Linked DNA regions of Homo sapiens: all the other regions are linked to region 1. Evidence: chromatin contacts called from ENCODE Hi-C or POLR2A ChIA-PET data. All regions are on one chromosome and are shown on one strand. The core of a region is the stretch at or near the end of the contact, and the rest is flanking DNA. Distances in the headings are between cores, read along the strand shown. Region 1 overlaps ZSWIM5 (zinc finger SWIM-type containing 5). Region 2 holds the start of TESK2 (testis associated actin remodelling kinase 2). Region 3 holds the start of KIF2C (kinesin family member 2C).

What was found. A loop is a pair of places that touch in the nucleus more often than their neighbours do. ChIA-PET counts read pairs that join two places held with the same protein, here RNA polymerase II (POLR2A). Pooled maps may share reads with other maps.
Region 2: a loop to region 1 is called in a map with no recorded cell type, with 9 times the contacts of the local background. The contact joins the promoter of TESK2 here to the enhancer-like site in region 1. A Hi-C loop is called at or near these places in 1 of 37 single-sample maps with no recorded cell type and 5 of 50 pooled maps. POLR2A ChIA-PET finds 5 or more read pairs at or near these places in 2 of 52 experiments (activated B cell and naive thymus-derived CD4-positive, alpha-beta T cell).
Region 3: a loop to region 1 is called in a pooled map, with 2.9 times the contacts of the local background. The contact joins the promoter of KIF2C here to the enhancer-like site in region 1. A Hi-C loop is called at or near these places in 2 of 50 pooled maps. POLR2A ChIA-PET finds 5 or more read pairs at or near these places in 9 of 52 experiments (CD4-positive, alpha-beta T cell, CD8-positive, alpha-beta memory T cell, GM12878 and 5 more).

What each region holds. Positions count from the first base shown.
Region 1 is chr1:45,050,731-45,054,985 of GRCh38, reverse strand. ZSWIM5 (zinc finger SWIM-type containing 5) reads left to right here. Exons shown (of 14, transcript NM_020883.2): 5 at 3,733-3,912. Among named protein-coding and RNA genes, the nearest start is that of UROD, 41 kb to the right of the region's middle. Within about 2 kb of position 1,890, at least 3 of the 41 ENCODE cell types and tissues checked have a DNase peak (open chromatin) inside an H3K27ac peak, as active enhancers do; they include GM12878 and OCI-LY7, where a contact is called at or near this core.
Region 2 is chr1:45,489,337-45,493,591 of GRCh38, reverse strand. TESK2 (testis associated actin remodelling kinase 2) reads left to right here and starts at 2,429. Exons shown (of 11, transcript NM_007170.3): 1 at 2,429-2,740. RefSeq lists enhancers at 2,141-2,435, 2,722-2,771 and a silencer at 2,272-2,491.
Region 3 is chr1:44,737,936-44,742,190 of GRCh38, reverse strand. KIF2C (kinesin family member 2C) reads right to left here and starts at 2,354. Exons shown (of 21, transcript NM_006845.4): 1 at 2,189-2,354; 2 at 1,184-1,278. The coding sequence starts at 2,258. RefSeq lists an enhancer at 2,534-2,703.

The DNA.
Region 1 (4,255 bases), core at 641-3,140:
GGCATGGTGGCAGGTGCCTGTAATGCCAGTTACTTAGGAGGCTGAGGCAGGAGAATCGCTTGAACCTGGGAGGCAGACATTGCAGTGAGCTGAGATCATGCCACTGCACTCCAGCCTCGGTGACAGAGCGAGACTCCATCATTGCTCAAGAAGAAAATTTAAGGGTTATCCTTGATTCCCTATTTTCTTTTACATCCAAACCAAGACCTGTTGATCCTCAGAGTTAGAGGACTGAATGAGATAAAGTGCTTAACACCTTAATTCCTAGCTGATGAAAAGAAATCAGTGATAGCTATTATTTTATTATATTTAATATTTAATAATTACGTAAAATTTTAATTTCCATAGTAGCTACCTTTGCTTTGAGTTTTTGATACTTTTAAAATTTTTTGTTGTTGTTTTTTGAGAAAGTGTCTCACTCTGTTGCCCAGTCTGGAGTGCAGTGGTGCGATCTCAGCTCACTGCAACCTCTGCCTCCTGGGTTCACTCAATTCTTCTGCCTCAGCCTCCCAAGTAGCTGAGACTACAGGCGCGCACCACCACGCCCGGCTAATTTTTCTACTTTTGTAGAGACAGGGTTTCACCATGTTGGCCAGGCTGGTCTCAAACTCCTGACCTCAAGTGATCCACCTGCCTCGGCCTCCCAAAGTGCTGGGACCATAGACATGAGCCACCACGCCCAGGCCAAATTTATTTTTATTGATTTACTTTGAGACAGGATCTCACTGTCCCCTAGGCTGGAATACAGTGGTGTGATCATAACTCACTGCAACTCAAACTCCTGGGATCAAGAAATACTTCCACCTCAGCCTCCCAAGTAGCTGGGATTACAGGCAGAGGCTATCACACTCAGCCAATTCTAATTTTTTGTAGAGGTAGGGTCTCACTATGTTGCCCAGGCTGATCTCAAACTCCTGGCTTTGTGATCCTCCACCTCAGCCTCCCCAAGCACTGGTATTACAAGCATGAGACACTGTACCAAGCCAACACTTTTTTTTAAGTTGTAGGAAAATATGCTTCTGGATACTGATAACAGTCTTGTGAGTGATGTTTTATACAGGCAACTAGTAGGATTTTTTGCTTTGTCTCTTTCTCAGGGTTGTAATTGTATTGAAACAAATTTATAAGGATGTAATTAATAAGACAGAAAACTCATTTGTAACTTATAGGTGAAAGTACTTGTGCTCACTTTCTAGGGATCCTTTTTTTTTTTTTTTTTTTTTGAAACAGAGTCTCGCTCTGTCGCCCAGGCTGGAGTGCAGTAGTTCAATCTTGGCTCACTGCAACCTTTGCCTCCTGGACTCAAGAGATTCTCTTGCCTTGGCCACCTGAGTAACTGGGATTATAGGCACACACTATGATGCCTGGCTAATTTTTTGTATTTTTAGTAGAGATGGGGTTTCACCATGTTGGCCAGGCTGGTCTCGAACTCCTGACCTCAAGCAATCCACCTGCCTCCGCCTCCCAAAGCACTGGGATTACAGGAATGAGCCACCGCACCCGGCCAGGATCCCCTTCTTAATATCAAAATGCCTAGGAAATTGGAACTCCTCCAGGACTAGAATTAGCACCCTGTTTCTTTACCTCTTAAGCCTCTCATCTCACCTAATCTGTTTTCCATTCCTATTATCCTATTGATTTTGCCATTCCTAAGGTCACCAGAGTTCTTCTGAAGTTGCCAGATTTAGTAGCTTCTTTTTTTGGTCCTCTTTTTTACCTGTGAAGATTAAATATGAAAATCTGTTTCTACACTATAGATGAAAAGCCCTTCTTAAACTGTAAAATAAATGTTACTATAATCCCCTAAAGAGTCACTGTTGTAAGTATCAGTTCCTTTTTTCTTTTTTTTTTTTTTTTTGTTTGAGACGGAGTTTCACTCTTGTTGCTCAGGCTTGAGTGCAATGGCGGGATCTCAGCTCACTGCAACCTCCGCCTCCCAGATTCAACCGATTCTCCTACCACAGCCTCCCAAGTAGCTGGGATTACAGGCATGCACCAACACACCTGGCTAATTTTTTGTATTTTTAGTAGAGACGGGGTTTCTCCATGGCAGTCAGGCTGGTCTTGAACTCCCGACCTCAGGTGATCCGCCCACCTCAGCCTCCCACAGGGCTAGGATTACAGGAGTGAGCCACTGCACCCAACACATAATATAGTTTCTTTTTCATGGTACATTTAAAAAATTGAATTGAAAAAATAGAAATGAGGGTTTTTTCTTTTTTTTTTTTCCCATCACCCATGCTGGAGTGCAGTGGTGTGATCTCGGCTCACTGTAACTTCCACCTCCTGGGCTCAAACAATCCTCCCACCTCAGCCTCCTGAGTAGCTGGGACCAGCTGGGTGCATACCACCATGCCCAGCTAATTTTTTGTATTTTTGGGAGAGACAGGGTTTCACCATGTTGCCCAGGCTGGTCTCAAACTCCTGAGCTCAAGTGATCTGCCCTCCTTGGCCTGCCAAAGTGCTGGGATTATAAGTGTGAGCCACAGCACCCAGCCAGAAATTAATTTTCATCTTCAATTAATATCTGAAATTGAGGCTAAGATGGCTTTTCAAAACATTCCTATTTGGCTTTGAGAGGCTTTGAAATAGTGTCCAAATGTACTTCTATCCATGGATGTAACTACATCCTAAAGGATGTTTATATTAAGACATACTGCAGCCAGCCATGGTGGCTCACGCCTGTAATCCCAGCACTTTGGGAGGCCAAGGCGAGTGGATCACCTGAGGTCAGGAGTTCTAAACAAACCTAGCCGACATGGTGAAACCTCATCTCTACTAAAAATACAAAAATTAGCCGGGCATGGTGGCGGATGCCTGTAATCCCAGCTACTAGGGTTGGGGGTGGGGTGCGAGGGGGGGCGCTGAGGCTGGAGAATTGCTTGAACTCAGGAGGTGGAGGTTGCAGCAGTGAGCCAAGATCGCCCCATCTCACTCCAGCTTGGGGGGCAAGAGCGAGACTTTGTCTCAAAAAAAAAAAAAAATCCCAAGAAAGTAATGGTTTTAAGGCATCACAAGTTATCAGCAGTTTGAAAATCCAAGTCCAAATAAATTATTTTTCTTGGATAAGCAAATACCAAGATTCTACTATGTGCTAGGTAATATGCTAGACCCTTTACAAAGGTTATCTCATTAAATTCTCACAATATCCCTACAAAGTAGGTATTTTTATGATCTCAGTTTTACAATTGAATGATTTGATGAAGCTCAGGAAGTTCAGCTAAGCAAAAAAATAAAACCTTTTCTGACTTCCTCGCTTCCAACCATGTCCTTGTGTTAAATGCCCTTCCTCTATGCTGCTTTCATACCCTGAACATATCTTTATCTTAATACTTATCATATTCAAATGGAATTATGTTTATTTATCTGTCTCCCTCACTAGACAGTTCCTCAAGGGTAGGAACAGTGTCTGCTTTATTCACCAGCACAGAGCCTTAACATAGGAGGCTCTTAATAAATATTTATTACACTGCAGATTTGAGCTCAGAGTTCAAGCCTAAATCTGTCTTTATATCACAGGCACACAGATTGAAATAAGATAGTCACTCTACTTTAAGGAAGTGTTGGGAAGGAAAAACAAGCCAGTTCTGAAAATCTTAGCAAGTTTTTTATATTAAGAAAAGATAATGCTTTGGAAACTTTCTCTACCATCTAAAAATGAAACTGAAACATTAAGGCTTACACACACATCAAAGGAGAGATGTTAAGAATATGGGTTGCTTTATTTTCCAGGGGCTTTATGGGTGTGCATAATTTTAAATCCACACTGCAAACTGGAGGAGAAATCCTGCTGGCTGCAGCAGCTGCAGAAGTGGAGCGACCTGGATGTCTGTCCCCTGGAGGATGGAAACTATGGACATGAGCTGCCCAACATCACCAATGCACTTCCCCAGAGTGCCATTCACAGCCCAGGTGAGCCAAGTGTCCTTTTAGGCTCTTTGTACCTGGAACTTCAAAAGGTGGGAGGGTAAACCCTAGAACAATGGTAGCTGGATAGCCTTTTAGCTGTCAGAATTGCCATTCTAAATAAGAAAAGCCTGTGTTTTTATTCATCTTGAAATGCCGAACCTTAAGTAAGGATAAGCTTTTATCTTTGACATTGAGTTGCTGTCCTTTTCCACATCTAGAGTGTCCTTACAGTGCCCAGCATAATGTCCTAGAGCCTCTGCGTGACTCCTGGTCTACTCTTCTGGTTCTTCATGTCTAATGTATTAAATATCTTGGCTTCAGTTGGGGTTGGTTTTAGCTGAGACCT
Region 2 (4,255 bases), core at 1,180-3,679, 440 kb before region 1:
GTCTTGAACTCCTGGGCTCAAGTGATCCTCCTGCCTCAGCTTCCCTAGTAGCTAGTACTACAGGCATGTGATGCCACACCCAGCTAATTATAAAAGGATTTTTGTTTGTAGAGATGTGTCTCACTATGTTGCCCAGGCTGGTCTCAAACCCTTGGGCTCAAGAGATCCTCCTACCTCAGTCTCCCAAAGCCCTTGGGATTACAGGTCTGAGCCCACACACCCAACCTCAACAGAAATATTAAATAGCAATGTGGAAAATTGTTATTTGAGCTGTCACCAGGTGGCAGCACATGATTTGTTGCCAGAAGAATGGTACCAAAAAGCCTTTGGTCAGGGGGACTGGGCTGGGGTGATCTCTCTTCTCCCTTCAGAGATTCTGTGAGCTACCAATTAATCTTCCTAAAACACTGCCCTGTTTAGTTTATGGTCCTGCTCAAGAATAGCTCTCACAGCATAAAAAACAAAAGACAAATTTGAATATTGGCATTTAAGCCCAACCCACATGCAGCCTCTTCTCTCTCCAATATCTCCTACCACACTTCTTTCTTTCTTTTTATATTTTTTTGGGACAGGGTCCTGCTCTGTTGTCCAGGCTGGAGTGCAGTGGCACCATCCACAGCTCACTGTAGCCTTGACCTCTGGGCTCAGGTGATCTTCTGGCTTTAGCCTCCCAAGTAGCTAGGACCACAGGTACATGCCACCATTTTGGGCTCATTTTTTTTTTTTTTTCTGTACAGACAGGGTCTCGCTATGTTGCCCAGGCTGGTCTCAAACTCCTGGCTTCAAGTGATCCACCTTGGCCTCCCAAAGTGCTGAGATTACAGAAGTGAATCACTGTGTCTGGCCATATTTTTTTTTTTTTTTTTTTTTTGAGACGGAGACTTGCTGTGTCGCCCAGGCTGGAGTGCAGTGGTGCGATCTTGGCTCACTGCAACTTCTGCTTCCCGGGCTCAAGCGATTCTCTTGCCTCAGCCTCCTGAGTAGCTGGGACTACAGGCACGCGCCAATACACCCAGCTAATTTTTCTATTTTTAGTAGAGACGAGGTTTCACCATGTTTGCCAGGATGGTCTCGATCTTCTGACTTCGTGATCCCCCTGCCTCGGCCTCCCAAAGTGGTGGGATTACAGGCGTGATCCACTGCTCCCGGCCCTGGCCATATTTCTTAAACTTTATGGCCACCAGGAATGCATACCACTTATACTCTTCCAGGAGGATGAAAGTCTTAAGATGTCTGAAAAGGGGTCTCTAACCCCTGGGAGTGCTAATACAGTAAGGCCCATACTGCTTGCTCTTGCCCTCCTCCTGTTCTAGTCTCTTCAGTCATGAGATTATGAGCTCCTGATGTCCAGGCACATGCAAAAAGTGAAGAAATATGTGCCTTGAACAGCTGGGCAGAATTCTTAGCTGGGAGCGGTGGCTCACGCCTGTAATCCCGGCACTTTCGTAGGCCAACGTGGGCCGATCACTTGAGTCCAGGAGTTACAGACCAGCCTGGGCAACATGGTAAACCCCGTCTCTACAAAATATACAAAAAATTAGTCAGGCATGCTGGCGTGTGCCTGTAGTCCCAGCTATCCGGGGAGGCTGAGTTGGGAGGATCATCTTAATCCAGGAGTTTGAGGCTGCAAGTGAGCCATGATCGCTCCATTGCACTCCATCATCCTGGGCGACAGAGTGAGACCCTTCTAAAAAAAAAACAACCAACAAAAACAACAAAAAATCCCAACTTATTCCCCACCAGCTTTCTTTCAAAATCTGTTTTCAAGCTAGCTGAAGTGTTACCTCCTCTAAGCTTTCACTTAACCGAATCTCATAGTCATGATTAATTGCTTCCCTAGCATTTTGTTTAGCTCTACTGATTGCTCTTACTATTTCAAGTCGGTATTATTGATATATTTTTTCCTCCTCACTATACTGAAATCCTGCAGGACGCAGCATTCTTACCGCTTTTCCTTACTCAGCTATACCTTGACCAACCCGAAAGCCGCGCCAGTCTAGTCCATTTTCTATTGGCTTTATCAATTACCAATCATTTCTGTGTTTAACATTTTTATTGGTCCATCTTGTGTTTACTGCCCCGCCCTCTAAGAGGCTCCTGGACTTGGGTTTCCCCCAGGTGTATTCCCTCCTCCTCGGTTCCGCCTTTCCCACACACTGCTTCTTCTGTTTTTACCTCGACTTCCTTCCTATTGGTTCCCTTCGTCCTCCGGAGTTGGCACCTACGGCTGTTGATTGGCTTTTCTGGACGCCCATTGTGCCCACCCTCATACCACGTGGCATTCCTAGCGCTAATTGGGCAATTCCACTACCTCGTTTATCAGGAGTTGACGGTTGACTGGCTACTCTGAGGGAGGGCTTGAGGGAGGGGCGTGGCCAGCCGAGACCCCGCCCCCAACCCCCCTGCTGGGCCGGGTAGGCGTTTCAGTCTTTCGCGGCCCGGGAGCTCAGCAGAGCTACCAGCTGCCCTGTTGGCTTCGCTGGTCGGATCGTCCTCCTGGCCCCGCCAAACAGGCGGGGGGAGCGGCCCCGACTGTGGGGCCATGGCAGTAGTCTCCTCGTTCGCCGCCGCCGCTAGCCTAGCTGAGTCGCCGGCTTCTGCGCTAGGGGCTCCCACCGCCTCCGCAGGCTAAGGAGCCGCTGCCACCAACGAGCTGTGAGGGTTACTATGCTCCCTCTTTGCCGCCGTCTCCTCCTCTTGCCCGCGCAGGCACCCCTCTGGCTGCTCAGTCCTGCCTCAGGTAACGTGAAAAGAGGACGGGGGTCACAAACCCGGGCATCCTGCCTGGCCCGCGCGCGCTGCCGCTCCACCTCCTCTGCCCCGGAGCAGAGGCGCCTGCGTCCCTCCGCACCCGACGGGACCCCTCGGCTTCCCAGAGGTCCCCCTCTCAGCGGCGGCGGACGCTCCCTTCCTGGCCGCTTTCCCCTTTCCTTCTCACTTCCCTCAGGCTCCCCGCCACGTCTGCTCCCCCTTAGAACCTGGGAACCCATTAGAAGTTACCTCGCTCGCATTAGGGATCTTTCGTTTTCTCGGAAAACTCTTGTTTCAGAGACTTCCAGCTCCCCACTGAGCGCCTCCCTGCTCGCATACCCGCTCCTGCCTCAGAGATCTGGGTTCCTTCACTTGACTTCCCTCCGATACACTCTTCCCTCGAAAACGTTCACCTCTACCCAGGAAAACAATTCCCTCCCCTCAGACCCTACTGCCTTCCCCCTCTTCTTTCCTCGCTTGTCATCGTCTCCCTTCCTTTCCCCTCTCTGCTTTTTACTCTTCGCTGTGAAGAGTGGACTAAGCCAGTGTTCAGATTTCGCTACAAGCGAAATCCAGGTTTGCGTAATTTAAAAGTCTTTAAATTGTATACCTCTGAGAAGAACTTGCTGAGGAATTTGGACTTCATGCTGCATGCATGGGGAGCCGTTGAAGGTTTTGTAAGCAGGAGCTTGGTATGATTGCATTATCTTTGGTGAAAATATAGAGGAAGGATTGAAAGTGAAGACCGTGGAGGCGGAAAGGCCAGGTAGGCAGAAAACGAGTGTGCTCATCCAGGCGGGAGGGAATGGCCCGAAATTCCAAGAGGTTTCAAAATAAAGTTGAGAAGAATAGTAGAAAGTTTCTGACTTGGCTGATGGTGTGAATCGGTAGTGTTAATTGAAATAGGGAACATAGTCTCTGGTTATACCACCCTCAACGCTCCTGATCTCATCTGAAATAGGGAGCATAAAAAAGCAATTTTGAGAGAAGGTAATAAATTTGGTTTTGAACAAGTTAAGTTTCAGGGTTTGTTTGTTAGTTTTTGTTTTTTTTGACGGAGTCTCATTCTGTCACCCAGGCTGGAGTGCAGTGGCACGATCTCAGCTCACTGCCACCTCCTCCTCCCAGGTACAAGCGATTCTCCTGCCTCAGACTACCGAGTAGCTGGGATTACAGGCATGCGCCACCACGTCCGGCTAATTTTTGTACTTTTAGTAGAGACGGGGTTTCCCCACGTTGGCCAGGCTGGTTTCGAACGTCTGACCTCAGTCAATCCGCCCACCTCGGCCTCCCACAGTGCTGGGATTACAGGCGTGAGCCACTGCTCCCAGCCGAGTTTGAGGTGTTTTGAAATATCACTGTGGGTATCTGGAAATTTGGGTCTGAAAATTGGGAGAAAGCTTGGACCTGGATACATAAATTTGGAGGGTCAAGAGAATATATGGGGGATATTTGTGTGCCTTAGTATGGAATGGTAATACTGAAAGATGAGAAGGGCTGTGGA
Region 3 (4,255 bases), core at 1,105-3,604, 310 kb after region 1:
TTGCAGTGAGCTGAGATCTCGCCACTGCACTCCAGCCTGGGTGACAGAGTGAGACTCTGTCTCAAAACAAACAAACAAACAAACAAAAAAAACCCAGAAAATTATTGATTGCTTCAATTTAGAATGGACCTGACTAAATAAAATCCCAATGCATCTGGAAGGGGACCATTCTTTTTTTTTTTTTTTTTTTTTTTGAGACAAGTCCTCATTCTGTTGCCCAGGAGGCTGGAGAGCAGTGGTGCAATTTCAGCTCACTGAAACCTGTGCTTTCCCAGACTCCAGCAATTCTCCAGCCTCAGCCTCCAGAGCAGCTGGGACCACAGGCATGCACCACCATGCCCGGCTAATGTTTTTTGTATTTTTTGTAGAAATGAGGTTTTGTCATGTTGCCCAGCCTGGTCTTGAACTGCTGAGCTCAAAGCGATCTGCCCACCTCGGCCTCCCAAAGTGCTGGGATTATACATGTGAGCCACTGTGCCCAGCCAAGAAGACCATTTTTATTTTTTGAGGAAAGGTCTCACTCTGTCGCCCAGGCCAGAGTGCAGTGGCTCGATCATGGTTCAGTGCAGCCTCAACCTCCCAGGCTAAATCAATCCTCCCACCTCAGCTTCCCGAGTAGCTGGAACCACAGGCGTGAGCCACCACACCCTGATAATTTTTAATTTTTTTGTAGAGACAAGGTCTCAACATTTTTCCCAGGCTGGTCTCGAACTCCTGAGCTCAAGCAATCCTCCAGACCAGGCCTCTCAAAGTGTCGGGATTAGAGGCAAGAGCCACCGCACCCAGCCAATTTTTTTTTTTTTTTTTTTTTGAGACAGATTCTCACTGTCACCCAGGCTGGAGTGCAGCGGCACAGTTTCGGCTCACTGCAACCTCCGCCTCCCAGGTTCAAGCAGTTCTCCTGCCTCAGGCTCCCAAGTAGTTGGGATTACAGGCATGCACTACCACGACTGGCTAATTTTTGTATTTTCAGTAGAGACAGGTTTCGCCATGTTGGCCAGGATGGTCTCGAACTCCTGACATCAGGTGATCTGCCCGTCTCAGCCTCCCAAAGTTCTGGGATTACAGGCGTGAGTGAGAAGAGCACAGCATCAGAAACTAGGCTCTCACAGATTCCACTTCTGCACAGATCCTTTATGTAGGAAGACATTAAATGTGGTAGAGGAATTCTCATAGAACCTACCTCTTTGCCCTTTGTGGCACCTCCTTCTGCCCATTCCACTGAAACACAGGATTTCTCCAAGTTCACAGTCCTTACATTGGCACTGTGAATTAAACCTATAAAGTATGAAAAAACCAGAGTTACCCATCTCTTTCCTGAGAGCTTCACTTTTAGGATTCCACAGAGATTCCCAAAGTGGAGTTAACCTGAAGGAACAGGCAGCTACCTTAAAAAAAAAAAAAAAAAAAACTAAGAGAAACAAATAAATCTCCTGGGCTTCACCTTTAGAATATCCACAGTGAGGTGGGCTGGGGACAGGTTTTTAAACTGAGCTGCATGGGATAAGGATTCACCCCTACTCAAGAGAGCCTACAAAAAAAGAGAGATAGAGCCTACAAAAGAGAACATACAAAAGGTATGTTTGAGCACAGGATTCCCCACAACCCTTAGATGAACTTTTCCTCAACATAGCATTGAGGATCTGGCCCTTTTGGGGTTTTCCTAACTCATTTCTGGCGGTCATATCTGTCCATTTCCCTAATGACACGGGTATCAGACCTGCCAGAACTGCGGTACCTGCTTAAGCAAAAGAGAGAACGACTACAAGCTCCTCAAGCGCAGGGTTCTTGTCTGTCCCGTTTACCTGACATACCGCAACTGCGCAATATTTATTCGAGAGTAAAGGGGCCAGGAGACCGAGGTCCCCATAAGAGCAGGGCATTTTCAGGGGAGAATTTTGGAAGGGAAGTGAATTTAGAAGTCCCAACTTCCCTGGGAGGTCTACCAGCCTTGGAGAAGGTCCGCCCACTCCCAGAGGACTGCGAAAGGGACCACGTACAGCGCAGGGACTCTCACCCCTGTGTAGGCAAGAATGACTGCCAGTGCAGAGACCCGGAGTGAGTGCGTGTGAAAAGGAGGGAGGGAGAGAAAGAGAGTGAAAGCCCATCTGTGTGTCCGGGGACGGGCAGTAATTTCAGTCGTCTCACCGCTCACGAGTCCCCTTGACCTAGGGACCCCGCTCCTCACCATTACTGCGTTGGATCTTGATAGCGAGACCGGGAAACAGGCGGGCCTGAAGCGACGAGTCCATGGCCATTCGGAGAGTCAGCAAGGAAGAGAAACGCGCAATACCAAGAAACCTCAATTTCGCTAACCCTACGAAGTCTTAACGCCGCGTAAACCGCCGCAGTTTAAATCCCGCGCGCAAGCGTCCTTAAAACGTCATTCCGCTGTCCCCGCCCTCGCTTCCGCCAGTCAGCGGCGCCCTGCGGAGCCTTGGGGGAGACGCAGTTCCCAACCATCTTCCTACGCTTGGCACCGCCCATGCGTCTGGCCACACCCCCGAGCGCTGTGCCTTCTGGGAACTTCGCCGCTACGTGGGGTCTGGGGCTCCCATTTCTGGTATTGTCCTCGGTCACCTTGTACTGCGGGGTTCCCGAAAACTGGGAAACTTCAGTATGTATTTGACAATGAGGGCTCTGGGATCCTACAGACATGGGTTCGAATCGTAGCTTCTTCAATTGCAAGTTCAGTGACCTCGAGCAAGTTGGAGACTTGGCCGGGCGCGGTGGCTCACTCCTGTTAATCCCAACACTTAGGAAGGGAGAGGTGGGAGTGATCGCTCGAGATCAGAAGTTCGAGACCAGACAGGGCAACATAGCCAAGACCCTGTTCTCAAAGCAAAACAAAACCACAGATTAGAAACTTGACTTAGTTTTTCTTATTAAATAGTGCAGAAGCATGTTGCCTCATTCAAGGAGTTATGTATAAATTTCCAGAAAGACACTGATTCACCAGATATTTATTGAGTGAAGTCTACCACCTGCTAGGCATGGTACCAGGAAATGGAGATAATGAACTAGACACATAGTTCCTGTCCTCCTTTTTTTTTTTTTCCATTTAACCCTTAGTGGACACAGCACATGTTTCAGAGAGCACGGGGTTGGGGGTAAGGTTATAGATTAACAGCATCCCAAGGCAAAAGAATTTTTCTTAGTACAGAACAAAATGGAGTCTCCTATGTCTACTTCTTTCTACACAGACACAGTAACAATCTGATCTCTCTTTCTTTTCCCCACATTTCCCCCTTTTCTATTCGACAAAACCGCCATCGTCATCATGGCCCGTTCTCAATGAGCTATTGGGTACACCTCCCAGATGGGGTGGCGGCGGGGCAGAGGGGCTCCTCACTTCCCAAATGGGGCAGCCGGGCAGAGGCGCCCCCCCCCCCCACCTCCCAGACAGGGCGGCGGCTGGGAGGGGGCTGCCCCCCACCTCCCAGACGGGGCGGCTGGCCGGTCGGGGGCTTTCCCCCCACCTCCTGGACGGGGCGGCTGCCGGGAGGAGACGCTCCTCATCTCCCGGACGGGGCGGCTGCCGGGCAGAGTGGCTCCTCACTTCTCAGACGGGGCGGCCAGTCAGAGACGATCCTCACCTCCCAGACAGGGTGGCGGCGGGGCAGAGACACTCCTCAGTTCCCAGACGGGGTCGCGGCGGGGCAGAGGCGCTCCCCACATCCCAGACGATGGGCGGCCGGGAAGAGACGCTCCTCACTTCCTAGACCGGGTGGCGGCCGAGCAGAGGCTGCAATCTCGGCACTTTGGGAGGCCAAGGCAGGCGGCTGGGAGGTGGAGGTTGTAGCGAGCCGAGATCACGCCACCGCACTCCAGCCTGGGCAACATTGAGCACTGAGTGAGCGAGACTCCGTCTGCAATCCCGGCACCTCGGGAGGCCAGGGCTGGCAGATCACTCGCGGTCAGGAGCTGGAGACCAGCCCGGCCAGCACGGTGAAACCCCATCTCCACCAAAAAATACGAAAACCAGTCAGGTGCGGCGGCGCGCGCCTGCAATCCCAGGCACTCGGCAGGCTGAGGCAGGAGAATCAGGCAGGGAGGCTGCAGTGAGTCGAGATGGCGGCAGTACAGTTCAGCCTCGGCTTGGCATCAGAGGGAGACCGGGGAGAGGGGGAGGGGGAAAGGGAGAGGTTTTTTTTTTTTTTAATTAGAGACAGTGTCTTGCTATGTTGCCCAGGCTGGTCTTGAACTCCTGGGCTCAAAGATCCTCCCTCCTTAACCTCCCAAAGTGCTAGGATTA